Regions from separate parts of the Mus musculus genome. Here regions 1 and 2 are each linked to region 3. The links are chromatin loops, found by intact Hi-C in ENCODE. Cell type or tissue: heart. All regions are shown on one strand. Each heading gives the region's core, and the rest is flanking DNA. Links, peaks and the distances in the headings are about the cores only.

What was found. A loop is a pair of places that touch in the nucleus more often than their neighbours do. Peaks named below come from ENCODE experiments on the same cell type or tissue, not always from the same donor. Only the 100,000 strongest peaks of a DNase experiment are listed, where the experiment ranks them.
Region 1: it touches region 3 in a loop (6-fold over the local background); 2 of 42 quality-filtered maps call a loop at or near these places.
Region 2: it touches region 3 in a loop (6-fold over the local background); 14 of 42 quality-filtered maps call a loop at or near these places.

What each region holds. Positions count from the first base shown.
Region 1 is chr12:29,285,526-29,295,820 of GRCm38, forward strand. No RefSeq gene overlaps it. Among named protein-coding and RNA genes, the nearest start is that of Gm31569, 85 kb to the left of the region's middle. In heart, for the core only: a CTCF peak has its summit at 5,588; a DNase peak (open chromatin) is centred at 5,646; H3K4me3 peaks cover 1,285 bases; H3K27ac peaks cover 1,439 bases.
Region 2 is chr12:28,745,721-28,756,015 of GRCm38, forward strand. It overlaps Eipr1 (EARP complex and GARP complex interacting protein 1), which reads left to right and starts at 6,099. Exons shown (of 9, transcript NM_201357.3): 1 at 6,099-6,284. The coding sequence starts at 6,243. Trappc12 (trafficking protein particle complex 12) reads right to left here and starts at 4,680. Exons shown (of 12, transcript NM_178811.5): 1 at 4,442-4,680; 2 at 579-1,816. The coding sequence starts at 1,811. In heart, for the core only: a CTCF peak has its summit at 5,943; DNase peaks (open chromatin) are centred at 4,791 and 6,061; H3K4me3 peaks cover 1,782 bases; H3K27ac peaks cover 1,455 bases.
Region 3 is chr12:28,632,315-28,642,609 of GRCm38, forward strand. It overlaps Rps7 (ribosomal protein S7), which reads right to left and starts at 3,639. Exons shown (of 7, transcript NM_011300.3): 1 at 3,542-3,639; 2 at 3,266-3,349; 3 at 3,102-3,173; 4 at 1,895-2,038; 5 at 1,454-1,518. The coding sequence starts at 3,340. In heart, for the core only: a CTCF peak has its summit at 6,674 (motif pointing right); no DNase peak of the experiment used is centred there.

The DNA of each region.
Region 1 (10,295 bases), core at 4,642-7,141, 650 kb after region 3:
CAGCTGTGTCACTTTGCTTGGCAGTCATCTTCATCAGAAATCTCTAAGTGGGACAGGAAGGTGACACAGGCTTGCGTTTATAGAACTTGAGGGGTTGTGTTGAGGCAACCCTTGAGGTGGCAAGGTGGAGGGAGGCAGTAGAGTTATGGTTAGTTAGGAATGCTGTCAGTGGACTGTAAACTGTACCTGATGGACTATGAGTCTGAGGTTCCACATCTTAGGTGGGGCACTTGCAGCAATGAGGATGTCCAGATATCCCAGGTCAGCTGCCAACAGCTCATTCGATCTTTTCCCCTCCAAAACCATACCTGGGACTTGTTTGATACAAACATGGAAGAGCAAGATACCTCACCAAGAACATATAGAGTAAGTCCAATGAAATGTTCATCTGAAGACACCAGAGAGCTGCCCAGGCATTCCAAGATTGAAGGAAGCCCTCCCAGACAGAGACTCACTGGGGTTCTTTCTCTTAGTGCTAGAGGAAACAAGCCTGCAAGTTGGACTGAGCCACACAGGGCAGAAAAGTCAATGCCAATCCTAAGGCTTAGACCTCAAAAGCACACAGGAAAGGAAGATACACGGTATCTTGGTCATCTCAGGATACCATGGCAGAATGTCACTGACAGGGTACCTTATAGATTGCTACTTCTTCACAGTCCTGGCAGTGGAAAGCCTGAGGTTGAACTTCAGTAATGGTCAAGTCTAGATGAGGCTCTGCCTAGCTGTAGACATTGCTTTCTCATGGGTAGCACTCTAGTGGCCTGCACCTCTTACAAGGGCATTAACTGTAGTGTGATGACCGCCCCCCCCATGGCTTTGTTAAGCCTAATTTTCTCCTAGATCACCTTCAAATATCAATATATTGCTTTCCCAAGGAGGAAGAGGAAAAACTTGAATGTTAACACAATATAAGTATGCACCTGCCTTCTGCCATTGCAGCAAAACACCTGAAGTAATTTAAAGGAAGACTCATTCTGGTATAAGAACTAGAGGTTTCATTCCAGACACAAGGCCTTTGATGCTTTGGCAGAATATGGGGGTGGATGGTTGTATCATTCATTTAATGGTGGAAAAGAGGTTGGAGGGTGAATCAGGGGCAAAATCCATCCTTCAAAGATACCCTCAGTGACTGACTTTTCCCACCGTGCTCCACCTCTTGGTGCTCCATCAAGCTGTGTCAGGATTAACCCATAGCATCCCTGTGATCCCATCACCAGCTAGGTACTAAGCCATAGGCACACACACCTTTGAGGGAGCACATTGTATCTAAAGCATAACAAAAACATAACCATCAGTTTCACGTGAGGAGCCCATGTTCTTCCTTGTCTCTCTCTAGCAAGACTTTACCCCCAGATACACACTTATTCTGCCCTGAGGACCCTTGAAGGTCAGCAGAAAGGGTGCACTAGAAATTCATGATGTGTTGTGGACATCAGAGGATCTTTCTGTACGTGGGCAGTGGGTAAAGTGGCCATCTTGTCCTGTGCACAGAATGGGTGTCTTCTGTGACACACCTGCTGTGTCTTCCAATGGGTGAGCTTCCCATTGATATTGCCAACTCTGGCTTAGTGCCTAGGGCAGATGGCTTCCTTAACAATCCAGGTTACAAACACTTAAAAGCTATTGTAGGGTTGGGGAGATGGTTCAGTAGACAGCCAGAGTTGGATCCCCAAGACCACACATAAATGCCATATGGCACAGTGGTTCCCTTTTAATGCCAGACTTATGTAATAGAGACTGGAGACCCTCGGATTTATATCAGAAAGCTCTGGACTTGATGGAAGAGTCATGAGGAATAATTGCAGACAGAAATGTCAAGCTTCTACATACATGTACATACATGTATGTAGTACACAGGCATGCTCACATGTATCCACATGCACATACACACATGAAAATGAAAATACATTGTAGAGGTATACTTGATTTTATGAAGTTATGTTCAGTTTACTGATACATACAAAACCACAAGTCCTCAGTCATCTGTTGGACTTACTCCCATGATTTGTCTGCCACCCCACTACAGGACCTTGACATGTGTCTGTTGTCTCACAGCTGTGAACACAAATGTCACAGCTTTTGTGTGGACACTTGGAGGGTCATGTTTAGCATTTGTACCTGAGTAAATTTCTAGCAGTAGAACTTATGAGGTGAAACCAGGCGCATTTAATGTTTCTAATTTCTGCTGCATAATCATCTCCTGGAAGTTGTAGAGGTGACTGGGTTTAAGTGAGACTGCTTGTAATTTCCAGCATAAAAGCCACCACCCCTGACTTTAAGGTTAGGACCACTCTCACCACACTCTCAATTGTCCTATAAATTCACTGACCCCACACACTTTCTGTCTTTTCCATTACCATGCCATCTTTTCTAGCTCCAGGGGTAAGAAAAAAAGAAAAAACCCAAAATCTTCTTAATTATTGCATCTTCATACATTTTTATAATAGAAGGACTATTCCCTACTACATTTTTAATTAAACTACTTTTATATATTTATATATAATATATATTTTTGTTTCTTATTTAATTATTTCCTAATGAAATTTAGAACTATTTTGAGTTTTCTACCCAGTTGTAACTTTTCTCTAAAGATGTTTACACTGATACCTTCATTTGCAAAGAAGTAGCATTTCTACCCCTGTGCACTCCTGACACAGGGCTCTGGGCTCTCTTATTCTCTTTGGTTAGATTGAGCAATTCCCTTAACATCTGCTCCCTGCTCACTTCTTCCCTATGCGCTCTATCTCTGTCCACCCATTGTTCCTGCCTCAGACCATTCCCTTCGTCACAAATGAGACACCTCCTTCATCATTTAGCTCAGGATGAATCTATCACATACTTGCTTCAAGATTCTAAGGTGGAATCTTTTTTTTTTTCTCCCCCTAGTGCACAATCAATGCTCTCCAAGTGTCTTCCAGCTCCTCGTGTCTGAGAAAGCTGCTGTCATTTTTTCTAACATTGCTGTGGAAAGTCCTACGGGTTTCTCTTGCTTGCTTTCATGATTGTTCTTAAGATTTCTAATGTATCCTTAGCTGTCAGTAGCTTACCAATGCTGCTCTTTTGTCTGTCTCTGATCTGCTCCAGCACTCACGCAGGTTCTTGCACTGAAATCCCAGCTATTGTTGTTGTTGTTGTTTTTCTCTACTAATCCTTGTGCATCCCTCTCCTACTTTGTCTTAGTTTTAATTTTCTTCCATCCTTGGACGGCTCTCAAATCTGTCTTAATTCCTCTGCCCTTCCCTTCTGTGGGTCCATTCTGCTGTTAATCCCGCGCCGTGTCTTGAATTTTTAATCTGACACTGTTTTTAGTTCCAGGGATTCCACTTTGCTACCGTTTCCTTCCCTCTTTGCTACAGTAAAACAAACACAGGGTATGGCAAGTCTGTCTTTGTCACAGGTTGCTGTGAGTGACCACCACCATCCATTTCCTGAACCTCTCAGCTTCCCACACCAGCCTGTTGTTCCTTTTAGACCCAAGCTTCCCACTGCTGGGTTATTTTTAACTTGACAAAATCTAGAGTCAGCTGGGGGAAGGAAGAATTGCCTAGCTCAGACTGGCCTGTGGTCATGTCTGTGAGGAACTATCCTGACTGATGACCGATATGAGAAGGCCCAGCCAACTGTGGGTGGCACCATCCCTACAAAGGTGGTCTGATGCTGTCTGAGAGAGCTAGCCAAGCATGAGTCTGTGTCAGCCAGAGCCCAAGCTGGCATTCCACATTCCTCCATCAGATACTGACCTGGAAGTGTAAACTGAAGTAACTTCCTCCCCTTCTGGCCGGAATGTTTTGTCACAGCAACAGAAAGCAAAGAATGGCAGCTTACGGAAAAGCAGGGCGAACTGTTGTAGCTTTCAGATGTTCTCAGATGAGATTCTTAGAGTCAACGGAGGCTGTGTTCCTTTAACACTTTCTCAAAAGGTTCTGCTTGATTCGATGACAGCAGGTTGTCAAGCAAACCCAAGATAATTTGACCACAGATCTGTAACCTTTTAACTCTGTACAATCATAGAGTTCTAGTCAGGCTTGTGGAATCTTTAACATGGGCGTGCCCTTAATTTCTGCTGAGAACTTCGGTTCTTCGCCTACATTCATAGATGAGGAAACTGTTAAGGAGTGCAAGGGGGGGCCTTTGCACCTGCATGCTTGGAAATGCTGAAATCACCTTGACCTAGAACCTAGGAAACAGAATTCTCACCTCCGGTGATCAGGGAGGCTTCAGGCTCCCTAGTTGGTCTATCTTCCTCCAGACACCATCTGTATAGTAAGAGCAAGAGGGCAATGGAAAGAAAGAAGGACTGGGAGATCAGCCTATTCCATGAGGCAATCCTGAGCTACAGGACTACCTCCTGGAATAATGCTTTTCTTTTCAAAAGGGTTTTACAGTTAAAATATCATTGGAAGCTTTCCCCACTACTAGTTTTCCTGTCTTACCAAGGCGCACAGGAAGACATATTCTCTGTAAGCTCGAATTGTGAGGTACATGACTTGTGAGGCCCCATGCAAAACAAAAACGCATGCCCTCTATTTGACAGTTAGTGGCAGAGAAGCTAAGCTGGAAGCTTTTTGAGCTCAAGTTCACCCTGGATCAGAAGCTCATTAGTGTCTAGCAGGGGCCTTCACAATTTATTCCAGCTATGAAACTCAGGATGCACGGTCACTAGGCAGAATTGGCGGCTGCACACCTCTTCCTATTCATGTGGAATTTAGTTTTATAGTTGTGTTTTCCTCAGACTTGTGTTTTTGCATCCAAACTAGAATCAAGCGCAGGCACACAATCCCAGCTTGCCGCAGATTCAGGAGTGGGGACGGGGGAGGGGGCAGTCTCAGAAGAACAGGTCGACATGACCCTAGCTCTGTTTTGTACTACTAGCATGTGGAGCTTCTTCAGGTAAAACCAACAGAAAGAAGCAGGAGGCAGCCGCTTCAGTTGGGGCACCTCAGGTTGCTAGGGAGAGCAGATGCTGCACCTGGATCTTATACAGAACTCACAGGCACTGATCAGAAACCAGAAGCAGGAACCAGCCAGGCAAAGATTATGGCTGAGTGGACCAGAACTGTCGTGTCAGACAAGCCTAGGAGTGGATGCAGTCTTGTACAACCCACTAATCTAGAAAATCTACTACAAACAATAAGGGATTCTTTCCCAGAAAGGAACTACTCAAGCCGCAGTTACCCTCGAGTCCTGCACTCACACCCTGCATACAGATGCACAGAACGACAGGTGTACAGGCATCCGTCCAAAATCAAAGGCGACCGTTTTGAAATAACAGCTGTCCAGCTGCCCTTGAGCTCCAACACAGACTTCTCGTCATGCATGGTTACTATATGAGAATTCTTGGTTGTGCTGTGCTGACCAAGCCGTGTTTAAAATGCACGCTCTGCTTCTTTATTTAAACAATCGGGACCTCTGCATGCCACAACAGTCAGCCTCAGGCACAGAATGAGAGGAGCTAAAGGCCGCCTCCTACCATACACAGCCCTCTTGCAACTCTGCCCTAGTAGGAAACTGCCTAGGCCGCAGGGCATGCCGGGGCAATGTGCTGCATGCCGGGCACTGCAGTCTTCTGCTTTCCACGGCTCCCTGGCGGGGCTCCTTGCAATGCATACTGGGAATTGTAGTTTAAGGGGCTCCTTTTCAGAGCGGCAACGCCCTGGAGCCGTGCATGCTGGGAAGTGTACTCCATAATTCCTCTAGTAGAAGCCGCCTTGGTCCCTGTGCAGGACACGCAGGTCTGAGACCATTTCTTTCTTCAAAAAACTGGCCTGCTGCCTTGCCTGCTGGGAAATGTAGTTCCTCAGTGCCGGAGACTAGAAGCCCGGATGTAGTCTTGCTGGGCATTTCCTTGTAGTCTTCCCTGGCATCCTCTCCCAACCCCCCGAAACCCCGAATTTTGGCTGAAAACCTGGGAACCTGATCAATCCTGTCACAAAAAGCCAAAATCAAACCGAAACAAAACCACCTGCCTTTCCACAAAGTTAGCTAGCACTAGGCTAAAATTCCAAGGTCATCCTGAGGAAATATTAATCAAAATAAGAAATTTACAAACAATAAGAATATAAAACTATGAAGTTAATTAAGATACAGCTGGCTGGGCAGTGGTGGCACATGCCTTTAATCCCAGCACTTGGGAGGCAGAGGCAGGAAGATTTATGAGTTCGAGGCCAGCCTGGTCTACAGAGTGAGTTCCAGAACAGCCAGGGGTATACAGAGAAACCCTGTCTCTCAAAACAGACAAACAAACAAACAAACAAACAAACATAGATGAACGAAGACCCTGTCTCTCTAAATAAATAAATAAATAAATAAATAAATAAATAAATAAATAAATAAAATAGCGGAACGAAGACGACATAGTCAAAACTTCAAGGAGCTCCGGTCATCTGAGAATTAATTCTAAACTTGAAATATACAATCTGAAAACTCATCCTTTGAAATTTAATTTTGTACGTGTGTGTGTGTTTGTGTGTAACTATGTACTCTTCTTACTGAACTATTTCCCCAGTCCTGTTTCTGTTTTTTAATTAAAATTTAATTTTTTTTTCAGTGCTGAGGATCAAATCAAGTTCTTGCACATATGCAAAGCAAGCACTTTCCCACTGAGCTACTCCAAGTCTTGGAATTGTAATTTTAAATAATACATTTTGTGTATGTATTTATGGTATGCACATGGTGTCTTGATATATAAACATACATTAGGAAATGTGTTGGTTAAGAAACTAGCATGTCCTCTATCACACATTTTAAAAAGTGATTAGGAATTAACTTAAATATCTATCAATAGATAAATGGATAGGAAGTGTGATGTATATACACACTGAATTATTATTTAGCCTTAGTAAAAGAGGGGATTCTATAACCAGCAATGACATAGATGAATCTTTGGGGCGCTTTGTCTTAAGTAGAATGAGCCAGACACAGAAAGACAAGTATTGCATGAGCTTGCTAATGTGTGGGTTCCAAAGAAGTACAACCCATGGTATTAAACAGTAATTGTGGTTTCGACAGCCAGGAACAGAGGTGGGAAGTTGGAGAGAGGGAGACCAGGGGATAATTCAAGGAAAGGTGAAATAATATCAGCTGTACTATATAGCATTGTAATTAAGGCTAATAGCAATGATATAACAAACATGGGCTCACAGTTATCATTTTCATGCATTGATTTATGGATCAGAATCCAGCATACACATACACCTCAGGATATATATCCACTAGTGTGACCGTAACCTTTTGGAGAACCGCCGCACTCATTTTTGGCTGTTGTGATGGCCAGTCTTGGTTGTTAACTTGATGCACCTGGGAAGAGTGAACTTGAGGTGAGTAGTCATCTTCATCAGATCCAGCTGTGGCCATGCCTGTGGGGAGTTTTCTTGATTGCTAATTAATTTAGGAGGGTCTAGCCCAACGTGGGCAGTGCCTGGATTGTGTGAGAAAGGAAGCTGCATGAGCTCAGGGGAGTAAGTCAGTAAGCACCAGTGGTCCTGTTGCTTCTTCCTTTGTGTGGCCTTTGCTTCAGTTTCTGCCTTGGCTTCCCTCAATGGTGGACCGTATCCTGAAAGTTGAAACAAACCCTTTCTTCCTCAAGTTGCTGTTGGTCAGTGTTTTATCACAACACCCCAAAGCAAATTAATATATTTGCATTAATTAGCATTCCTGTTACCAATGCACCAGGGTTCCTTTAAGTCCACATCTTTGGCAATACAGGTTATGTTTTGTCCTTTTGCTGTTACCTGAGCAGTTCTCAACCTGTGGGCCACAACTCCGTTCACGGGGTGGGGTGGGGGGGTGTCACCTAAGACCATCAGAAAACACACATATTTAAACCACAATTCATTACAGTAGCAAAATTACAACTATGAAGTGGCAACAAAAGTAATTGTGTGCTTGGGTGAGTGGGTGGGTGGGTGGGGTGTCATCACAACATGAGGAACTGTATTCAAGGGTCACAGCTCAGGAAGGTTGAGAATCATTGGGATAGCCGTTCGTGACTGAACGAGGGAAAAATCATCTCATGGTTTTAATTTGCACCATGATTTTGTGATGTTGAACAGTTTTCATGTGCCCATTGGCCCTTTGTGTGTCTTCTCTTGAGAAATGACTCTTCAGTTCCTTTCTGCTCCCTTTTCATTAGTGCTACTAGCTTGCTTGCTGATGAGTTGAAATCTACCTATTTTGAATAGTAGCTCCTAACCCTAAGTAGACATACGATTCATAATTACTCTCATTGTATATGTTGTCTCATCTCTATTGATGGCTTCTTTTGTACTGCAGAAAAACTTGAATGTGGCTTGATCCCATTTTCTTTGAATAATGGGATGCAGTCCCACTTGTATATTTGTGCTTCTGTTGTCTGTGCCATGGAGTTCATATCTGAATTAGCTTTTCTTAGAGCAGTGTTACTAAGCATTCGCCTTTTGTTTGCCTGGGTTTATAGTTTTACATTTTATGTTTCAGTCTTCACCCTGTTTTGTGTTGGCTTGTGTGTGGTGTAATGAAAGGTCTAATTTCATTTTTCTGTGTGTCTGGGCCCCGTTTATTGAAGAGACTGTTGCTTTTCCAGTTGTGTTCCTGGAATTTTGGCTAATGAGCACAATGCACAATTTTCCACTCATTCAGTTGGTCTGTATGGGCATTGTGCCAGGATCACCCTCTTGTTGCTTAAGTTTTGTGGCATATTTTGAGACCAAGTAGCAAAGATAACTATAGCTTGATTCTTTTTGCTCATCTTGCTTTGATGACTAAAAATCTTTTTTTTTATTACATATTTTCCTCAATTACATTTCCCATGCTAGCCCAAAAGTGCCCCTTGCCCTCCCCACCACTCCCCTACCCACCCATTCCCACTTTTTGGCCCTGGCATTCCCCTGTACTGGGGCATATAAAGTTTGCATGTCCAATGGGCCTCTCTTTCCAGTGATGGCCAACTAGGCCATCTTTTGATACATATGCAGCTAGAGTCAAGAGCTCTGGGGTATTGGTTAGTTCATAATGTTGTTGCACCTGCAAGGTTGCAGATCCCTTTAGCTCCTTGGGTACTTTCTCTAGTTCCTCCATTGGGGGCCCTGTGATCCATCCAATAGCTGACTGTGAGCATCCACTTATGTGTTTGCTAGGCCCCGGCCTAGTCTCACAAGAGACAGCTATATCAGGGTCCTTTCAGCAAACACTTGCTAGTGTATACAATGGTGTCATCGTTTGGAGGCTAATTATGGGATGGATCCCTGGATATGGCAGTCTCTAGATGGTCCATCCTTTCGTCTCAGCTCCAAACTTTGTCTCTGTAACTCCTTCCATGGGTGATTGTTTCCAATTCTAAGAAGGGGCAAAGTGTCCACACTTTGGTCTTTGGTCTTCTTCAGTTTCATGTGTTTTGCAAATTGTATCTTATATCTCGGGTATACTAAGTTTCTGGGCTAATATCCACTTATCAGTGAGTACATATTGTGTGAGTTCCTTTGTGATTGGGTTACCTCACTCAGGATGATGCCCTCCAGGTCCAACCATTTACCTAGGAATTTCATAAATTCATTCCTTTTAATAGCTGAGTAGTACTCCATTGTGTAAATGTACCACATTTTTTGTATCCATTCCTCTGTTGAGGGGCATCTGGGTTCTTTCCAGCTTCTGGCTATTATAAATAAGGCTGCTATGAACATAGTGGAGCATGTGTCCTTCTTACCCGTTGGGACATCTTCTGGATATATGCCCAGGAGAGGTATTGCGGGATCCTCCAGTAGTACTATGTCCAATTTTCTGAGGAACCGCCAGACTGATTTCCAGAGTGGTTGTACAAGCTTGCAATCCCACCAACAATGGAGGAGTGTTCCTCTTTCTCCACATCCTCGCCAGCATCTCCTGTCACCTGAATTTTTGATCTTAGCCATTCTGACTGGTGTGAGGTGGAATCTCAGGGTTGTTTTGATTTGCATTTCTCTGATGATTAAGGATGCTGAACATTTTTTCAGGTGCTTCTCAGCCATTCCGTATTCCTCAGGTGAGAATTCTTTGTATAGCTCTGAGCCCCATTTTTTTAATGGGGTTATTTGATTTTCTGGAGTCCACCTTCTTTTTTTTTTTTTTTTGTTTTTATTTTTTTTTCTTTCCATTTTTTATTAGGTATTTAGCTCATTTACATTTCCAATGCTATACCAAAAGTCCCCCATACCCACCCACCCCCACTCCCCTACCCGCCCACTCCCCCTTTTTGGCCCTGGCGTTCCCCTGTTCTGGGGCATATAAAGTTTGTGTGTCCAATGGGCCTCTCTTTCCAGTGATGGCCGACTAGGCCATCTTTT
Region 2 (10,295 bases), core at 4,739-7,238, 110 kb after region 3:
TACTCTGGAAGAGCAGCAAGCACCAAGTTCTCTCTCCAGCCCTAGAATACATCCTTTTATTATTTATTTTTTTGAAATATTATTTTCCTTTATGAGTGTTTTGCCTGCATGTGTGTCTGTGCACCATGTGTGCCTGAGGAGGCCAAAAAAGGGTGTCAAATCCCCCAGAACTGGAGATACAGAGAGTTGTAAACCACCACGAGAGTTCTGGGAATTGAACCCAGCTCCTCCGAAGAGTAGCCGGTGCTCTTAACTACTGAGTTATCGTTCCAGCTCTAGAATGCATTTGTGGGGTGGGGCACACAACGGGGAGTGCCATGGCTGTTCTGGAACCCATTCTGTAGACCAGGCTGGCCTCGAACTCAGTCAGCTTGCTGCTACAAGAAGTAAGAAGTAGGCAAGACCCACAAGCCTAAGAAGCACACTCAGTACGTGCTGCTTAGGCGGCTTCAGGTATAGGTGCTGTCAAGCCCAGTAACTAGGAAAGCCAGAGTTACTACAAGCCTCTCTGTTGTACACAGATCTAGAAGGAGATTACACGCAGTGAGATATGGACATAAAAACAGTCCTCATCCTACCTGAATGTTGTCAAACTTGAGGCCAGGCATAGTGAGGTTCTCCTTGTCTATGAACACAGTGCCATACTGCTGGGTTGCTACTGACATCAGGACTTCTCTGGTCGCCTGACTGGGAAGCCATGCGTCATTCCTCCGGTCCATCTCACTCATGCTCAGGGCTGTGGCGAAGGGGTCATCACTTCCAGCAAACACAGCCTGGATCTGTGAAAATGGCTTTGGAGATTCAGGGACATCCAGAGGGGCCCGAGAAACACCTGATTCCGATCTATCCATCCTTGTGGAGTAAGATGGGCTGGTGGAATCCGGGGACTTCTCTCCTACAGGGGCAGTGAGTGAAGACAGCTTTTCTGGAACTGGGGAACCTGCATTGGGATTACTGACTGAAATGAAAGTAGAAGTTGTGAAGGAATCAAAGAAGTCAGAGGCCAAGGAATTAGAGCTCATTGTATCTCCAAAAAATGTACTGAGGCTGGGACTGGGCTGGACCATCGGAGGAGGGGTCTTGGCTGACGTCTCACTGGTGCTACTGAAACTGGGTGATTTCACCATCTGGGACTCGAAGCCATCCTGTAGAAACAGGTGTGGCTGGGAGGGAGTGGCGGTAGCCTGGCTGAAGATGGTGCAGACGGGCAAGGGCTCGTCTTTGGAGGAGGACTGATTGGAGGACACTTCTGAGGTCTGCTCTTCTCGGGGCGCGAGGCTGTCCTTAGGCCCGACTTCCTCCGTGGCAGCATTCTCCAGTGCAGGCATGCTCGTCACATCTTCCTGTGTTGAGTCTTCCTTCAGAGAGGCTCTGCTATCAGGTGTCATGTCTGAGATGTCTCTGGGAGTGTCGTCTCCATCGGTTTCACTGCCATTACTCAGAGTGTCCACCACTTCTTTGTCTGTGCTACTGGGCAGTCGGTGATCAGTGGCACCTCTGGGGGGCTCCCCAACATCCTGTAGACAGCCGAGGTCGCCAACGTCCCCCTCGCTGTTGTTAGGAGAGTCGGAGATGAGCACACTTTCCATCATGTGCTCATTAAGCTTATCTCCGAAGTTGTGAGACCCTTCCGATGTGGGCTCGTTCTCTTCAGATGCAAACTCATCTCCACCAAGATCAATGGTCTCTTCATGGTACAATGGCTGGCTCTCCTCCTCCCGAGACATAGGCTCCGGGATGTTTTCAGGACCTGCCTGGGCTGAAGGAGATGCCTCACTTGGGCTCTGCTCACCATCTTTAGCTGTTTCCATGTTGTCTAAAAATAGAGGCAGTCGTGAATCACTCCACTGTTTTATTTCAAGTATGGGTAAATAAACTTGTTTTCTTTTCTGAGAGAGGATTTCACATAACGTGCGTGGACTTGAACTCACAACCTCTGCGGTTCTGAGACATAGGCTGTACTACTTTTATCTTATCGCTCAGTGGAACACATGTTTAATAGTTCCACATCCAAGGGGCACAAATTAAAAGTTTTTCTTTTTCTAGTTTACTTAATTTTAATTAGGATAAAATACACATAAAACTTGCTAGCCCTTTTTCTTTTTTTCTTTTTTTTTGGTTTTTTGAGACAGGGTTTCTCTGTGTAGCTCTGGCTGTCCTGGAACTCACTCTGTAGGCCAGGCTGGCCTCGAACTCAGAAATCTGCCTGCCTCTGCCTCCCAAGTGCTAGGATTAAAAGCATGCATCACCACTGCCCAGCTTAGCTACCATTTTTTAAAGTATACAGTTCAGTAATGTTTAATACATTCTCATTATTGTCCAATTAACCTCCAGAATTTTTGTCATCTTGCAAAAACAGGAGTTCTATACCCATTTAATAAAACAGATGACCACCATCCTATTTCCCATCTTTTATATTTCCTGGGGACCTCAAGTGAGTAGAATCATAAGGCATTCATCATGACATCCTTGGCCCATTGCAATACACAGTGTATCAGTAAACAAGTGCTGTCTGCCCTTACCGTGAAGGTGGGATCGTCCCTGCCCCCACATCAGGCTCAACCATGTCTATCTCATAGTGTCCTCCGTCCAAGGGCCTTGTCTGGGTGCTAACAATAGCAACACATCTTGAGCGTGAAAAGAAGCGCTTGTGAACAGCTAGAAGGTAACCATTGGCACCAGTGTGAAGCTCATCCGTGGACACTGCTCTGCTCTGCCCAGACCCTCCACTCAGGAATCCAGTATGAAGCCGCTTCCCCAGCAGACTCTGAGGCATGCTGGGAGCACTGACCTGATGATGCCTTTTGGCCCCTCTTTCTGTCAGGCTACGGTAGTCTTCTCTGTTGGCTATTGTAAGCCCTGACTGCATGAGGTGTTGCTGTCTACCGGCTGCCCCAGCCTGCTCTGTGCTATTTGCCCTCTTTGCTTCCTGAGCGCCAAGTCCTCTGAACTGGAACGCACAGCCACCACAGTCCATTCCTCACGGCAGGACACCCATGCCGCAGCACCAATGGGCTTTCCTTCCCTTGGACAGGTGAGTAACAACACAGCACTGCAGGCGTGCGCCAGTTAGCGCATCCATTTACTTGTCAAATGGATGCTTGGGTTCCTTCTAGCCTCGAGCAATCGTGCACAGTGCTTCTGTGAACAGGATGTGTGTCTGTGTGTGTGCGTCTTTGAGACTCTAATTTCAATTCTTTGGTACAGCAAATTCCTATTTCAATGCCCAGAAATCAATGTGCTAGATCATGGCCATCAAATTTTTCTTTTGAGACTGGGTCTTATGTACCCAAAGCCACAGTAAACTTAACTGTTGCTATGTATCAAGGACCACTTTGATCTCTCTCTCTCTCTCTCTTCCCCCCCGCCCCCCGACAGGGTTTCTCTGTATAGCCTGTCCTGGAACTCTCTCTGTAGATCAGGCTGGCCTTGAACTCAGAAAACTGCTTGCCTTTGACTCCCAATTGCTGGGATTAAAGGCATGCACCAACACTGCCCGACCACTTATTTGTTTTTAAAGAGAGAGTTTCTCCAAGTAGCCCTGGCTGTCCTGGAACTCACTCTGTAGATCAGGCTACCCTCGAACTCAGAGATCAGTCTGCCTGTGCCTCCTGAGCGCTCAGAGAAAAGGACCACCACTGCCAAGAGCAATCACAGACCTGCAGTTCCTTCCTGCAACAGCATACACACACTCCGATTTCACCACACACTGGCTGGCTGATACTTTTTTTTTTTTAACATTTATTTAGCTTTTTAATATGTGTGAGAGTTTGTTTTTATAAATCAAGGTCGTAGGTAACCTAAGCTGGCCTTAAATTTGTTATATAGCCTAAGACGACTTTGAACTCCTGAACATCCTGCCTCTACTTCTCAAATGATACAGGCTCAGCACCAACACCTCGTCTTACTGTATTTATTCATTTGTCTATTTATGGTCAGAAGACAATCATGTGGAAGAACAACTCTTCTTCCATCGTGTGGGTCCTGTGGATGCAGCTCAGATTATCAGGAATGGTGACAGACACTGAGCCATCCTGTCAACCCTTGTTTTAGTTTTTAGACTCTATTCATTCTTTCTTTCTTTTGAGGGGGTTGGGGTGTCTCCCTATTTAGCCCAGACTGACCTCAAACTTAAAATATTCCACATCACAATCTCCCGAATGCTTACAGGAAGGAATCACTTTTCCCACACAACACTACTCATTCGTCAGTGGTCAGGTTATGTCTATGGCACCCCATCCTCTATCTCTTAACCCCGACTCTGGCTTACTGCAGTGCTTCATTTATTGTGGGGCTATGACACACCGAGGTCGACAGGAGCAAAAGTTGGGGCAAACCAAAAACATAGCTCGAACACTGGTGATGTAACACGGGCACCTTCTAAGCATGCTAACGAACCCGCACTTTATACACATAAAACCGAGGTCAGGAGGGTGTGTACCTTGTCCAAAACCACAGGGAGCACACAGAATTGGCTAAAGCCCGAAGGAGCCAGCCCCTCGTGGGGCTACTCTGCGTGGCCGAGAGCGGTTGATTACGCGAGGACGCCGCCCTCTGTGGGAAGGTCAAGGGTACCGGCGACCCTCCTCACTGCGACCCGCTCCTCACCTGCCACCCGCCCCTGAGGTCGGGTCACCCACAGGCGAAAAGGGTCCGAAGAGATGACGGAAGACCGGAAGTAAACTCAAGATCCAAGGTCCCGCGCGTTTGTGCGTCTGCGTGTGCTGGCCGCGGAGACCCGACTTCCGCACATGCTCAGTTTGGGAGCCGCTAAGCTCTCCACTGGAAGCCGGGCGCATATCCGGCTCAAGAGCTGTGGGCGGGGCCTAAGGCCAAACTGGGTAGGGGACAAGGATGGTCCTGGAGATTGAAGAAAATCGTCTGTCCTTGGGCCTGTCACCAACCAAGGATGTTTTTTCCTAGGATTTTATCTTTGTGCTAGTTGATTCTCCACGTTTCCCCCCTTGTGTCTGTGGCAGTGTGTGCTAACATCCGTAAAGTTGCGGGGAGGAATTAAGGAGTCAAGAGTCAGCCTTGCTTGCTGAACTCATGGTTGGTTGAGAATCGTCCTCAAGTCAAGAACCTTGCTTTCTTGATTTTCTGTGTCACATTTCTATGACAACGTAAAAACACAGCTCTCATCTCAAAGGGAAGAAGAATTTATTCTGTGAGTGACTATAGCTTGGGAACATAGATTCAGGTCACCGTAGATTCTGCCCTACATGATAACAATTTGATGAAGTTTTACAGTAACAACCAAAAATACCTACTTCTTAAGCACACTTCGGAAGCAGTGGGTAGGTGGGTAGGTCTCAGGTGCTATCTCATGACTTTCATAGCTTTGGGATCGGTGGAAGCTAGTTGCCAGAGGTTTTATCAGAAAGTCAAGGTAAGACAAAGGTGGGCAATGGATGACTACTAAGGGGGCTAATGGTAGCATCACAGAAACTGCTGTCATGAAGGTCAGTCAAGAGATAATGGCAAAGTCAAAACACAGAAGAAACGCGTGTGGAGATCCAGAACTTCATAGAACCAAGACAGTTCATTTCCTATGGTGCATTCTTGCAGTATTTTCCATGCCAGGTCCTAGAGCCTTCTGTCTCTGAGAGCTCTGGACAGTTTAGATCGTGGGCTTAGTTGTGTCTCTGTGCAGGACTGGGTGGTTACGTGAAGTGCACACCGCTCGCTGTATGTCACTGCCCACTTACACCATCACCACAGTCTTGACTCAAGCTTGCAGCATCTTATCTTTAAATGGACATCTAAGAGCCTGCTTCTGAGGCTGGATCGAAGGTCCTGGCAGTGGGTTGGGCAGTGCTCTGGTGCTCAGGACCACGGTTTAGGAGTAAAGCTCTGCCAACCATAATGCCAAGTTAACTGTTCTCTTTAGGGCTCAGATCTTTGGAACTTGAGGGAGCAGCGCAGGATAAGAGCGCCGCCCTGATGGACGTCCATTCCCGCTGCTTTTGCTCCGGGCCCGGCCTTCCAACCCAGGATCTCCTGTAGCTGCTGGGTCTCATGAAAGGCCAAATGAGCATGCGCAGAATAAAGGCCCAGCTGCCATTGGCCACCGGGGAGGAGCGTATTGATGACGCGACGAAGAAAACAGGAAGTGAGCCGTCAGGGAGCCGGTCTGGGTCTCGTAGTCCATTTTTCAGGCGGGGAATGAATGGGTTCTGAGCGATCCCTGGTGAGGGGGGACTCGAGCTCTGAGGCGTGAGTAGCTGGGTAGGCAGAGTATCATGGAAGACGACGCCCCGGTGATTTACGGGCTGGAATTCCAGGTGAGCATGGCGGAGTCGGTGAGGTGCCGCCTGTGCCTGGCCCTCACCAGAGAGCGCCCACACTCAGTCTGGTTCCAAGGATTCTGGGCTTCAAGGCCCGGATTTGGGGAGAGGGTACGCGCAGGGAGTGTGGCCAAGTGAGGGCCAGGGCTGGCATAGACAGCAGAGGGTGAGCACTCGGCCTCGCAGGTGACTTGATTACACTCGCACTTCTGGGGTCTTGAGTAGCAATTATTGACCATTGAGTTGTGTGTTGGATACTGCTCAGTACAAGAGCATTAAAGAGGGACTTCGTGGGGAGGGGAGTTGCTGGCTGGCTGGTCTGTTATGAAGCATTTTGCTCACTCAGGTTGGAAATATACTTGCCTTTTTCCTTATGAACTTTTTATTTCAATAGCTACTAAACTCGTTACAGATTCGAGTCAATAGTGGGATGAGGGTTTCCATCTCCCAGGGAGTTCTTCAGACCTGGACCATGATTTGCTAAGAGCTCACTGGAGACTTCTGCCATTCTCAGCGCCTTCCTGGGTATCCAGAACTCCCATGCTAGGAATCAGGACGACTATTCTACACTCCTCTATTCCTACAAGAATATTCTTGTCTATTCTTTGTTGTCCTGGGAATTACATCTGACATCATCTAGATGGGATCAAATCCAGTGTAGCCTCATTGTCCTCACTCCTTTCTTTTGTGATCCTTCCATAAAAATAAAATCCTTGGACATTGTGTGCTCTTGAACACAAATTTGTAATGATTGCTTTGTGGGGTTGTCCTTCACTTCTGATGGGAGGAGAAACTCAGCTTTCTGCAGGTGATTCTGAATACCCACTATACAGATAAAGAATGAGGCTATGGATGCATAGAGGTATCATATGGTAGGGCTAAGGTCAGACAATGCAGGACAGAGTGAGGCTATGCCTAGATACTGCTACTGAGCTTGTTGAGGGTGTTTCACTCATCTGGGGTATCAGTGTATTTACTTGCAAAATGAGAAGAAATGTGTGGAATATGTTCAGAGTCAATTTTTAGTGTTCCTTTGGAAGCCTAAGTACAAATGGAAGTTACTGGGAGATGTTCCAATTTATCTCAGAGGGGCCTGTCTATGGACTGTGATAATTTTTAAGTGAGATGCATAGCCCCAGTAGTCAGTGTAAACCTTAAAGTGGACAGGCAAGCCTGACTTAACTAAGACAGCGCGCGCACACACACACACACACACACACACACACATTTAATGAACTGTCTTCAGATTGCTCTGTGTACTACCAGTTCAGTGGGAACTTCAGAAGCACTGGGAGGACTCGGGGAACACTACAGGGCCTGCTCTCATTTTCCATGATTTTAGCAGGCCTACAGTCAGCCTGCTGCTTCCTGAGGAAGCCTATGTGCTTGGGGCATCCCACACATGTGTGCTTTCCAGAAGATTTATTTTCATTGTGTGCATGTGAGTGTTTTCTCTGGGTGCATGCATGTGCTCCACATGTGTGCCTGGTGCCCAGGAAGCTCAGAAGAGGGCTCTGGATTCCTTGGAATTGGAGTTAGAGGTGGTTGTGAGCCACCTGATGTGGGTGCTGGAGCCTCTCCGTGAGTATCAAGTTACTCTTAGCTGCTATTTATTTATTATTATTACGTTATTTACTTTCATCTTTATGGTTACTCACAGGCACAGTTCTCCAGATTTTGGGTAATGCCTGAATACTGGGACGGAATTCCAATGCTAGATTCAGCTTCCTTCCTGACAGGTCTCCAGAAGCCTCTTGTTTGTGTCAGCATGTGATTGTCTCCATAGGACAGCATCGTTACACTGGGGAGCTCCCACTGGGGCTGTGCAGCAGTCAGAGCAGCATGGTGCTGCTTACCCGGCCTTCTACTCTCACGCCACCCTGGTCACAGTGTAGTTCCTGGTGGTAGCTGTTCAGGCTTCTTACTTCTTTTCTTTCTTTTTTTTAGATTTATTTATTTTTATTTTCTGTGTATCAGTGTTTCGCTTGCTTTTCTGTCTGTGCAGTGCATGTGCTCACAGAAGCCAGAAGAACTCCTCAGATCCTTTGGCACTGGAGCCACAGATGGTTGTGAGCTACCATTTGGGTACTAGGAATTGAACCTAGGTTCTCTGGAAGTGCAACAGGTATTCTTCACCCCTGAGCCATCTCTTCAGGCCTTCTTTCTTTTGAGATAACTTTTGGTAGCATATTTTCCTAGTGGGTCTATTCATTATTCAGTTGACAAATGTCTTAGCTAGCTTGTTGTCCTCTCACCGTCTTTCCCCAACCCAAGACAGGGTTTCTTAAGTACACTGTAGCTGTTTTCAGACAGACCAGAGAAGAGGGTGACAGATCTCATTACAGATGGTTGTGAGCCACCATGTGGTTGCTGGGATTTGAACTCAGGACCTTCGGAAGAGCAGTCAGTGCTCTTAACCACTGAGCCATCTCTCCAGCCCAAGACAGGGTTTCTCTGTGTAGTCCTGGCTGTTCTGGAACTCACTTCTGTAGACCCGGCTGGCCGAAAGTTGTCTCAAATATGCTACCAAAAGTTATCTCAAAAGAAAGAAGGCCTGAAGAGATGGCTCAGGGATAAAGAATACTTGACGGATTTCTAGATCCACAAAGGATTAACCATTTCACAAACTGGTTTAAGGCTGTCTTTAATGTCCGTCTAAGTGTGCGGAAGGGGAGGCAGGAGTGGACATGCATCCTTAGCCTGCTCCGCCTGTCGTCATCAACTTGAAATGCAGAAAAGACTTTTAATGTAAAATAGTCATTCGCTCTCAGTTGGGTCCTCTTCTGGCCCTATTTTTGGGTACTCTAGTCCTTGTATCATTTGTGTGACCTCAAGTTGCATTTGAAGGTCTTTGTGTACTAATCTTAGGTGGAGCCCATCCCCTGCTTTCTTCCCAGCAGGGTAAACCTGAGTTCTAGCCTTGCTGACCACCTTCTTCCTTTCAGCAGTCAGTGTGGCCTAAGCTAGGTCTTTAAAAGGCACATAAAGCTCAAAGGTTCTGAGGTGTTACTAATAGGCCCCAATTTTGGCATGTGTCTGTGTGGATTTCTAGATCCACAAAGGATTAACCATTTCACAAACTGGTTTAAGGCTGTCCAAATGTCCATCCAAGTGTGCGGAAGGGGAGGCAGGAGTGGACATGCGTCCTTAGACTGCTCTGCCTGTTGAGTGGACGATCACCTTTTCCAGATGTTAGAGTGTGTGTCACCCTGGACATGTAGTTCTTCTATTTTATTTAAATACACTATCAGTTGAGTTTTGTGTTGCTGTCCCTGGAGAAGGGAGGGGACACAGAGGCAGTGTGGTTGATCTTCTGAAATCTAAAATTTGTACCAATTGTGGAAATAGTATAAAGAGTACAAACTAAATGGTCAGTACAATGGTTAAACTCTTTCTCTTACTGATTTTCAAGGAAAAAAAAAGAAGGAAAAACTAAATAAGTAAATAAATATATATTATAACATATATATAATAACTAAATAAATTGTAAAAAAATATAAGGAGCTCAGCTGTGACAGTCAGGAATTCAGGATGCAGGCTGCTGAGGACAGTGGTGAGCTTGGTGAGGGAGGGGCTTGCTGTTGCTGCTGTGACAAATTGCAGAAGTTTAGAGGCTTCTACCTTTCCGTAGGTGAGAAGCCCCACACTAAACCCAATTCACTGGGGTCTTTGTCACTTTGGGGTGGTTCCATGTGAGCATTTGTAGCCGTGCCTTTTCCAGCATCCAGTGGTACCCACATTCCTGGGCACATGGCTACTTCTTCCATCTTTAGAGCCAGCCACAGCTGCCCGAGTCCTTGCAATTACCTGTCTTTCTAAGCTACCATTAGTGTTACTGGAGGCTCATCTTACTAAAAACCCCGTGTCTGAGAGATGTGTTAAGGATCAAGAACATAAAAGGAAAAGAGGGAGGGAGCTTTGCTCACAAATCAACATCTCTCATCCAAGAGGACCATAGAGGGAATGATGAGGAGAGAAGCTAAGAAATGGAGGAACATCCATGTCTTT
Region 3 (10,295 bases), core at 5,250-7,749:
GACTGCTCTATCACAGCTCTATGACACTGGCCCTTGTCATTAGGAACAAGTTCCAATGGGCTCTTGCTTCTCAGAGCATCCCAACCTCCCCGAGGCTGGGCAAGCTCCATGACCCACTGACTTATAATCACAGGTGGAAATATCCCAGCCACAGATTTAACACACCTGACCTACCAAGTGCCCTAGTGTACCAAGAGATCACTACGGGTGCCAGCAGTTATAGTCCGTGACTGCAGCATGGCACCTGGGAGCTGTGGCTGTTCATGATGACACAGCTTTGACCTAGAAAAAGCACTAAACTCAGAACCCAACTAGAGTCTCCAGAATGCACGCCGCTTCCACCACTGAAAAGCCAAGCTTCCCCTAGTCAGGAACCCCCGTGATTCCAAACTCTGAGGAGACTGGGGCTACGGCTTTCAGTCTGAATTGCATTCCAAGGAAAAGAGTTCTGCTTCACCCTGTGTTCACAAGGAAGCACCGTCTGATCATCACACGGCTTCTCACTACTACTCACTTCAGAGCACACTCTTACCACACTAGTAGGTGCATCAACATGGACGCTTGCTCCCTTAAAACAGAAACTAACAGACTCAAAGTTAAGAGTTAACTCAAAATTCCAGCATAACAAAGCTGGAATCTGGAGACATTAGTATAGCACCACGACACCTTGCCAGGGATCTGGCATCAAGAGTAGAAATCACTAAGGTCACTGAACACCGCAGCCATTAACACACAGGGCATAGATAGTGATGTGCACCTGTATTCCCAGTACCTGACCACAAGACTGTTGTTGGCTACATAGGAAGTCCATGGCTCATCCGGTCTCAAAAGCATCACCTCTCAAGAGTAGATTTCCTTGACCAGTTATAAGGGAAAAACCACACTTTTGGCGGTGAGGGTCTGCAGGGACAGTCTGATATAATTACAGCATCAACAGAAGGCCCAAGTCCAATGACTGATGTGTGAAGAGACCATCACCTTTAAAGAGCAATGATGTAGCCTTGTCAGCCTAGCACCAGGAAACCCACCCATGCTCTGCCTGCCACACAACAAAACCATCCCAGCACCTCAGCCACAAACAAATTTTTATCCCCAATTAAGAACTAAATAGTTAGCCAGGTGGTGATGGCGGCACACACCTTTAATCCCAACCTTTGGGAGGCAGATGGATCTCAGTGTTCAAGGCCAGCCTGGTCTACAGAGTAAGTTCTAGGACACATGGGCTACAAAGAGATATCTTAAAAAAAAAAAATACTTTCTCCTTTGACCACAGAATAAATCAAGCCTCACCTGTGTGGTACCAGTGACTTACAACAGACACCACATAGTGTATGTATGTGAACCACTTAAACGTTCTATCTAGAATGAATCCCAACACACAGGGAATGAGGAGACTCCCCGTCCTGAGGCACTGTGAGGTGTGGGCGCATGGCCGAGGCAACGGAACACTCACCTTCTGGGGCGCTTCTGCTTATTTTTCGTACGGCTTTTCCGGGTTGGCTTGGGCAGAATCCTCCTCTTTAAAGTGAATTATAATAAAAATAAACACAAAACAATGAGCTAATAATAAAGCCAACAAATCTCAACTACTTTAAGTACAAAAATACCCATGTCGCCACCTTCACAACAGCCCACCACTCAGCACAAATTGCCAGCAGCATTCCTCTTTCCCATCAGCCCTACTTCATTCACCCTGCACACTGCACCAAAGCCAATCCTGAACTCAAGCACTGTCCCATACCAGCCCCTCCAGCCTGCTACTCCCAGACCAGCAGACTTCCCACTCTCACCCCAACACCCTAGGCTGAGCTTTCCACCAACAGGGCTGACAGCATCCTCACCAACAGAACTTAAGCCCCAGGAATTGAAGAGGGGCAACTGAGCAGATGGATACCTGAGCAATGAAGACCACGTGCTTGCCACTGAACTTTTTCTCCAATTCACGAACTAGCCGGACTTGGATTTTCTGGAAAGATTTAAGCTGAGGAACTGGTACAAAAATTATGATAGCTTTCCGACCACCACCAACTTCGATTTCCTGGGAGGAAAAAATGTCTGTGTCATTTTTCAGTCCTTAACCTCCATCTTCCTCATTCAAATGGCACCACTCACAGCCAAATACCACCTGAATCAAGGACCCGCCCCCTTCTGAGGCAGAGTCCTTGTAGTCCTTGTAGTCCCAAGTGCTAAGATTAATATGCTCTGCCACAACCAGCAAACAACTCCCCCCTCAAACATTCTCCTGTGGTTTGGACATAGCCTAGGGGTTCGCAAGTTAAACCATGACGCTCATATTGAGGTTCTAAGGTGGAGCCTCCATCGCACAATCCCGGTGACTCTACAAGAGACACCAAAAGGCCAGCAGAGAGCTATGTCCATATGTCCATCATCCTAGCACTGGAGAGGTAGAGGCAGGAGGACGGAGTTCAAGGCTAGCCTCAACTACAATCCAAGTCGGGAGACCAGCCTAGGTTAGAAGAGATTCTGTCTGGTGAGTCTGATCAGACCATGACTCTGGCCATGTGCCACCTCAGGATCTCCCAACATGATTGAACCATCTAGAAAGGTCAACTTTAAATTCACCATGGCCTGGGTATCTCTGATGTAAGGCTCTTCTCCAAATTCAAAACTTTCCAACACTATGAAATTGACCAAAAAACTCAATAAAATTAACACTCTCCCTGGGTGGCTGAGCAGTGGTAGTTCAGGGCACAGGACCCAGGTTCAGTTCCCAGCACTCACAAGCATTTGTAATTCAAGTTTCAGGAACACGCAAGGTGCATGTACATTAACAGAAGCAAAATACTAACTTACAAAAACGAAACACCTGTCAAACGCCAAACTCAGAAACACCCACTGATCCTCAACCGAGTGGTACTGGGTCTAAACACTTCCAAAAAGTTAAGGTTAATGTCAGTGGGGAAAGAAAAAAAAAAAAAAAAAAGTCCAGCAATCAAGTGCAGAAGGCAGCACGGACTTAAGCGTGAGACTGGCCTGCACTGGAAGTCCCTGTCTGCTGCCCTCCCGTCTCTTGCCCCGGGAATAGAGGCTGTCAACCACCCGTGGGCAGCGAGCGAGCGCACTCCGGGGTCCCCGCTCACCTTGGCTGCGGTGATGTTGAGTTCCCGCAGCTGCGCCTTGAGATCGGAGTTCATCTCCAGCTCGAGCAGCGCCTGGGGAGACAGAGAACGTGGGCGCCATGCCGGGGGTCAGGGGACCCTGAGGTCAAGCGCGATCGCGGGGGGCACCCGGGCGACAAGCTCACCTGAGAGATGCCAGACTCGAACTCGTCCGGCTTCTCGCCATTGGGCTTCACGATCTTGGCGCTCGAGCTGAACATGGCTTCACCCTGAGGGGAGGAAGGTGCCACCGGTCACCTGGGGCGCGGGCCGCCAAAGCCGGGGCCATCTACGGGCGCAAGGCGGATAATCCGCTGCATCCCACCCCGGGGAGCAGGCTCTGCCGCCCCGGACGCCCCCCAAGAGTCTGTTCCCCCAAACTCTGCGAAAAACCGCGGCCACATTGCGGCCCGCGAACCTACCTGACGGATCGCCGGCTTAGAAAGAGGGACGGCTCTCGCGAGAACGGCTCATATCCGGGTGGCGGAAGAAAAGAGGTGGGGACAGCGGAAGTAGGTGGGTGGAAACCGGAAGCTCTTCTGAAAAGAGTTGGACCGCCTAGAGTGTACCGGAAAATAGTTCCCTACTGGGAACTAATGCGGGAGGATGAGCGTGCCGGTTTCGCTTGTTCCCGGTAGTCGTCAGCGTTCGGCTCCGTTGGTGAAAATTCTCCGCTCCCCTAGTTGGAGACCTGGGCAGAGTGGTGGCGGCCGGACGGCCCTAGGAAAAAGAAAGAAAGCAGCTTCCTTCCCCACGAAGATGGGACGTTTCAAATGTTTCATTAGTCCCCAGCTTTCTCCGCGTTTCCTGCTAACACAATGAAAGGGAATCAGCATGGTGGTGGCGCACGCCTGTAATCCCAGCACTCGGGAGGCAGAGGCAGGCGGATCTCTTGAGTTTGGGGCCAGCCTGGTCTACAAAGAGAGTTCTGGGACAGACAGGGCTACGTATACAAACCATGTATCAAAAAATGAGGTACGGGGTTGGGGCGGGAATCAGACTTGTGTTCAGCTCTTCCTATAGGGAATCAAATTAGTGAGGTAGTGTTAATTAATAGTCATTAATTCCTGGTTTTTACGTATATTGCTTGGTACAGCAGACGATTCTAGAACATGTCCAGGAACCCCTGTCTTCACAAGTATGAAGCTGCCCTGTTGAACATCTGCCGAGAATGCTAAATATGGTGGCTCATGCCTTTTCTCAGGATTCAGAGGCGGGGATCACTGTGAAGGCAGGCTTGGTCTGCGAGTGCCAGAGCTGCAATAGAGACCCTGTCTCAAAAAAAAAAAAAAAAAAAAAAAATCCATTTTCAGAGAGTACCAATAACGGAAGCTGACGGTGGGGTTAGCTGTAGAAGGCCAGGCTTCTGCCTGCCTGGGCTACCTGCAAAACAGGGACAGTTAAGCCCTAAAAGGTGGGGAGAGCAAGGAAGCCAGGTCAGTGAGAAACACTAAAACAGAATGAACCTTTAATCTCAACACTCGAGAGGGAGAGGCAGAGGCAGACAGATCTCTGAGTTTGAGGCCAGCCTGGTCTACAGGACAGCCAGGGCTACATAGAGAAACCTTGTCTGGAAAAACCAAAAGGGAGAAAAAAAAAAAAAAAAAGAATGAAGACAGCCCTGGGAGAGCACTCTCTATAGTGGAGCAATTTCCTTTAGTCAGGGCATTGTCAGAAAAAAAGAGACAGACAGACAGATTAGGAACAGTAAGTCAGAAAGATCTGAGGATGGGAAACAACAAACTCATCAAAGCAATGTTTACTGAAGAAATGCCCACCACTGCTGACTGTCACCCTAACTTCATGTGCCCTGTGAGGCTCTGCTCTAGACAGGCAATACAAGCACACCTGATTCACATGTAGTTGAATAGCCTGTTTTAGCCTAGAAGCTGGTTACTAAAACCAAGTGAATCCTTGTCATCACGGAAAACACAGTTTGGTAAAGACATTATGTAAATACATGATGAAATATACAGGACTGGAGGGATGGCTCAGTGGGTCAGAGAGCGATGACTGCTCTTCTGAAGGTCCTGAGTTCAAATCCCAGCAACCACATGGTGGCTCACAACCATCCGCAATGAGATCAGATGCCCTCTTCTGGTGTGTCTAAAAACAACTACAGTGTATTTACGTATATTAAATAAATAAATTTTTTTAAAAAATAAATATACAATATTTTGTTATGGCTTGCATAACAAAAAAATGTGCGAAAGTGTAAGGAGGACAGATGTACACTTTAGGGAGTTAGGAAAGCCTTTGAAAGGGATGATAGAGCTGGGCATGATGGCGCACACCTTTAGTCCCAGCACTTGGGAGGCAGAGGCAGGCAGATTTCAGAGTTCGAAGCCAGCCTGGTAGTGAGTTCCAGGACAGCCAGGGCTATACAGAGAAACCCTGTCTCGAAAAACCAAAAAATAAAATAAAATAAAATAAAATTTAAAAAAAGAAAGAAAGGGATGATAGTACTACCCTGGGACATGAAGGAGCAGTTAGGACCCAGTCACTTGGCACCAGGTACATTTCACCCTTACACCACATTCTGGAGCAGAGATAGATTATTTAGCCTTTTGGGTTTTACTGTCTGTCAAGGTGAGTGGAGAAATTATTACTCAACTACGAGCCAGATCCTTTGTTTTGTCTTTTGTCTTTTGTCTTTTTTTTTTTTTTCAAGACAGGGTTTCTCTGTGTAGCCCTGGCTGTCTTGGATCTTACTCTGTAGACCAGGCTGGCCTTGGACTCATATAGCTCAGCCTGCCTCTGCCTCCTGAGTGCTGGAATTAAAGGCGTGCGCCACCACCACCTGGTTGCAATCTTTCTAATTTTTAAAGGTTCAGGCAGAGGAGGGTAGCAGCATTCACCACTAGTCAGTCCAGAGGTCAGGAAGTAGAGACAGGTAGGTCCCTGTGACTTTGAAGCCAGCCTGGTGTGTATAGTGACATTCAGGACATTCAGGGGTCTTTGAAAAATGTGTCAAATTGAAGCTTCTTTGATGAGATGTATATAAATTATACATATAAATATATATTATTTAAAACAAATTTTAACTTTAAACTTATTTTGATTATATTCTTCCAACTCCTTCCAGACTCTATACACCTCCCTACCCACCCAACTTTAAGTTCTTTCTCAAAAAACAAAACCCTAATATATCAACAAAGTCCCCCAAAACAGGAAAACAGCCCCCGCCCCCAGACACACCAAAAATACCAGACTGTAATGAGATAAAAGCACACACAAACTGAGGAGTACATTATACGTCAACTACTCCTGAACATGAGGCCCACCCTGCAGTGATTAGGACACCCAGTGTCACTTCATTCGAGAAAACTAATTTTCCTCCCCAACAGTTATAAATGGCAGGAAGAAATGTGTATTTGAATCTATAGTCCTGTCTGACCAATCCTGTGACCATGGAAGAACTGTTCCCACTCCCTTAGTCCATATGCCTCTCTGCCTGACCTTTGTCTCTGCTCTTTTTTTTTTTTTTAGATTTATTATTATATGTAAGTACACTGTATCAGATGCACCACAAGAGGGAGTCAGATCTCATTACGGATGGTCATGAGCCACCATGTGGTTGCTGAGATTTTGAACTCAGGACCTTCAGAAGAGCTGTCAGTGTTCTTAACCCCTGAGCCACCTCTCCAGCCCCCTTGTCTCTGCTCTTATATACTCTGTTTAGTGGGAATTGTAACAGAGACTTCTGGGGGAAAACGATTGGTCTTTAAGGATGGTATTGTTGGTTGAAAGTTTCATAGATGGATATATATCTATAGATGGATGGGTGGATAGACAAATTGATGGATGTTCATTATCAGATTAAGGAAACTCTTTCCTGTTGCTGTATTTCCAGGAATTTTTGTTTTGTTTTGTTTTTTGTTTTTTGTTTTGTTTTGTTTTTTCGAGACAGGGTTTCTCTGTATAGCCCTGGCTGTCCTGGAACTCACTCTGTAGACCAGGCTGGCCTCGAACTCAGAAATCTGCCTGCCTCTGCCTCCCAAGTGCTGGGACTAAAGGCGTGGGCCACCACTGCCCGGCTGGAAATTTTTGATATGCATGAGTGTAGGATTATATCACATACTTTAACGATCAATTAGTATTATTGTGTAGGTTTTCTTTGTAGCTTGTTAATATGGTATACGGCACTGGTTAATTTACAAGCATTGAACCAGTTATCCATCTCTAGAAAAACGTAATTCAGTCATGAAGTAACACTGTTTTCATATTGGCTTATTATGCTCATGCTTGTAAAAAGATATTGGGCTGGGCTGGAGAGATGGCTCAGAGGTTAAGAACACTGGCTGCCCTTCCCAAGGTCCTGAGTTCAATTCCTAACAACTGCATGGTGGCTTACAGCCATCTAAAATGAGATCTGGTGTCCTCTTCTGGCTTGCAGGCATCCATGCAGGCAGAACTCTGTATACATGATAAATAAATTAAAAACAGCCGGGCGTGGTGGCGCACACCTTTAATCCCAGCACTCGGGAGGCAGAGGCAGGCAGATTTCTGAGTTCGAGGCCAGCCTGGTCTACAAAGTGAGCTCCAGGACAGCCAGGGCTATACAGAGAAACCCTGTCTCAAAAAAAAAAAAAAAAAAAAAAAACCAAAAAATAAAAATAAATAAATAAATAAAATTAATTAATTAAAAACAAAAGGTACTGGGCTGTGATTCACATTCTTTCCCTCTTTTGAGACTGAGCTCCACTTTGTAGCCCCTGACCTGGAACCAGGCTGGCCTTGAAGTTGTGGTAATTCTGACTTCAAGTGCTGGAATTACAAGTAAACACCACCACAGCCCCCTGCTCCCCTGCTTTCTCTCTCAGGTGGCTTCAATATCAGGTTGATTCCAGCATCATAAAACAAGTTGTACAACGTCCCGATTCTTATGTTTTTTTTGAAAAACACTGGAGAATGGGCATTAATTCTGATCCAAGCATTTGGCTGAATTGTCCTGTGAAATCAATCAGCCAGACCTGAAGATGTGTTTCTTTCTTTTTTTTTTTTTTTAAAGATTTATTTATTATATGTAAGTACACTGTAGCTGTCTTCAGACACTCCAGATGAGGGCGTCAGATCTTGTTACAGATGGTTGTGAGCCACCATGTGGTTGCTGGGATTTGAACTCCAGACCTTCAGAAGGGCAGCCAGGTGCTCTTACCCACTGAGCCATCTCACCAGCCCTGAAGATTTGTTTCTAAAGTGTTTTTAAAATTACTGTTTCTAATCTAGGTGGTGGTGGCCTACGCCTTTAATCCCAGCACTTGGGAGGCAGAAGCAGGCAGATTTCTGAGTTCAAGGCCAGCCTGGTCTATGAACTGAGTTCCAGGACAGCCAGGGCTACACAGAGAAAACTTATCAAGAAACAAAACAAAACATAGGACCAAGGAAAAAAATAATTACTGGTTCTTTTTTTGTTTGTGTGAGACAGAATCTCATATCTCATTATTGCCCAAGGTGACCAAGAAATGACTGTGTAGCTGAGAATGACCTGGGACCCCTGGTTCTCCTGCCTTTACTTCCCAAGTGCTGGGACTACAGATGTGTGTGGGTTGTTTTTTTAAATTGGATATTTTCTTTATTAACATTTCAAATGTTATCTCCTTTCCCTGGAAACCCCCTATCACCACCTCCTCCCCTGCTTCTCTGAGGGTGTTCCTCCACCCACCCACCCACCCACCCACTCCCACCTTCCCACCCTCGATTCCCCAACACTGGGGCATCTGTAGAGCCTTCATAGGACCAAGGACCTCTCCTACTGATGCATGACAAGGCCATCCTCTGCTACATATGCAGCTGGAGCCATGTGTACTCCTTTGTTGATAGCTTAGTCCCTGGGAGTTCTGGGGGGTCTGGTTGGTTGATATTGTTGTTCTTCCTATGGGGTTGGAAACACCTTCAACTCCTTCAGTCCTTTCTCTAACTCCTCCATTAGGGACCCCACACCCAGTCCAATGGTTGGCTGCAAACATCTGCCTCTGTATTTGTAAGGCTCTGGCAGGGCCTCTCAGGGGACAGCCAGGCTCCTTTCAGCATGCATTTCTTGGCATCCACAATAGTGTCTGGGACGGTTTTTTTTTTTTTAAACAATCATTTTAATAGTTTTTTTTTAAATGATCATTTGACTATTCAAATCTGTTTCAGGGCTAGAGAGATTTCTCCATGATTAAGAACACTGGCTGCTCTTCCAGAGGACTGGGGTTCATTACCCAGCCCCTCATATGGTTCACAAACCCTCTGTTACTACAGTTTTAAGGGATCTAATGGCCTTTTCTATCCTCTCCAGGCACCAGGTATTCACACAGCACACAGATACACATGCAGGCAAAACATTCATGCACATAAAATAAAAAATTATAAAAGCATTCCAATTATCTCTGTCCTATTGGCTAAGAATTGGTTGCTATGGTTCTTTATTTTTGAGGAAATTGACTGATTATGTAAGCTATTGAATTTATGCATGTGGAGTTGTTGATAGCATCCCCTTCATATCCTAATACTGATAAAATTTAGAGATACAGCTTTTAAAACATGCTAAATGTATTGTATGGTTTTGCCTGCATGTGGGTATGTGTGCACACCATGCACATGCCTGGTACCTATGGTGGACAGAAGAAGGCGTTGGATCTTATATAGGTGTTGTTATAGATCATTGTGAGCTCCCATATGGATGCTGGAAACTGAATCTGGTTTTCTACAAGAGCAGCAAGTGATCTTAATCACTAAGCGACTTCTCCAGATACCTCATGACTTACATCTCACAGGGAGGCAAGCCACTAATCTACTCCCGAGTTCTACTCCCTATGGAAGTCATAGATATGACGTACAAGATCACAGGACTGTGGAGAACTGGGTCAAACACATGGATGACAGATGGCAACTCAAGGAAACCATATTAGCAGTGGGGGCCAAGCTAGTCTGGAGCCTTGGGGACACATGAAAACGTATGCCTTTTTGTCCTTTAATGCACACAGTATGTAGGGTTGTTTGTTTGTTTTGGTTTTTTAAGACAGAGCTTCTTTTTATAGGCCTGGCTGTCCTAGACCTCATTGTGTAGACAAGGCTGGCCTTGAACTTACAGAGATCTGCCTACCTCTGCTTTCTGAGTGTTGGTATTAAAGGCATGTGCCGCTACTACCCAGCTGCTGAGGTATTTTTAATGTGCCTGTGTTCTCAAAT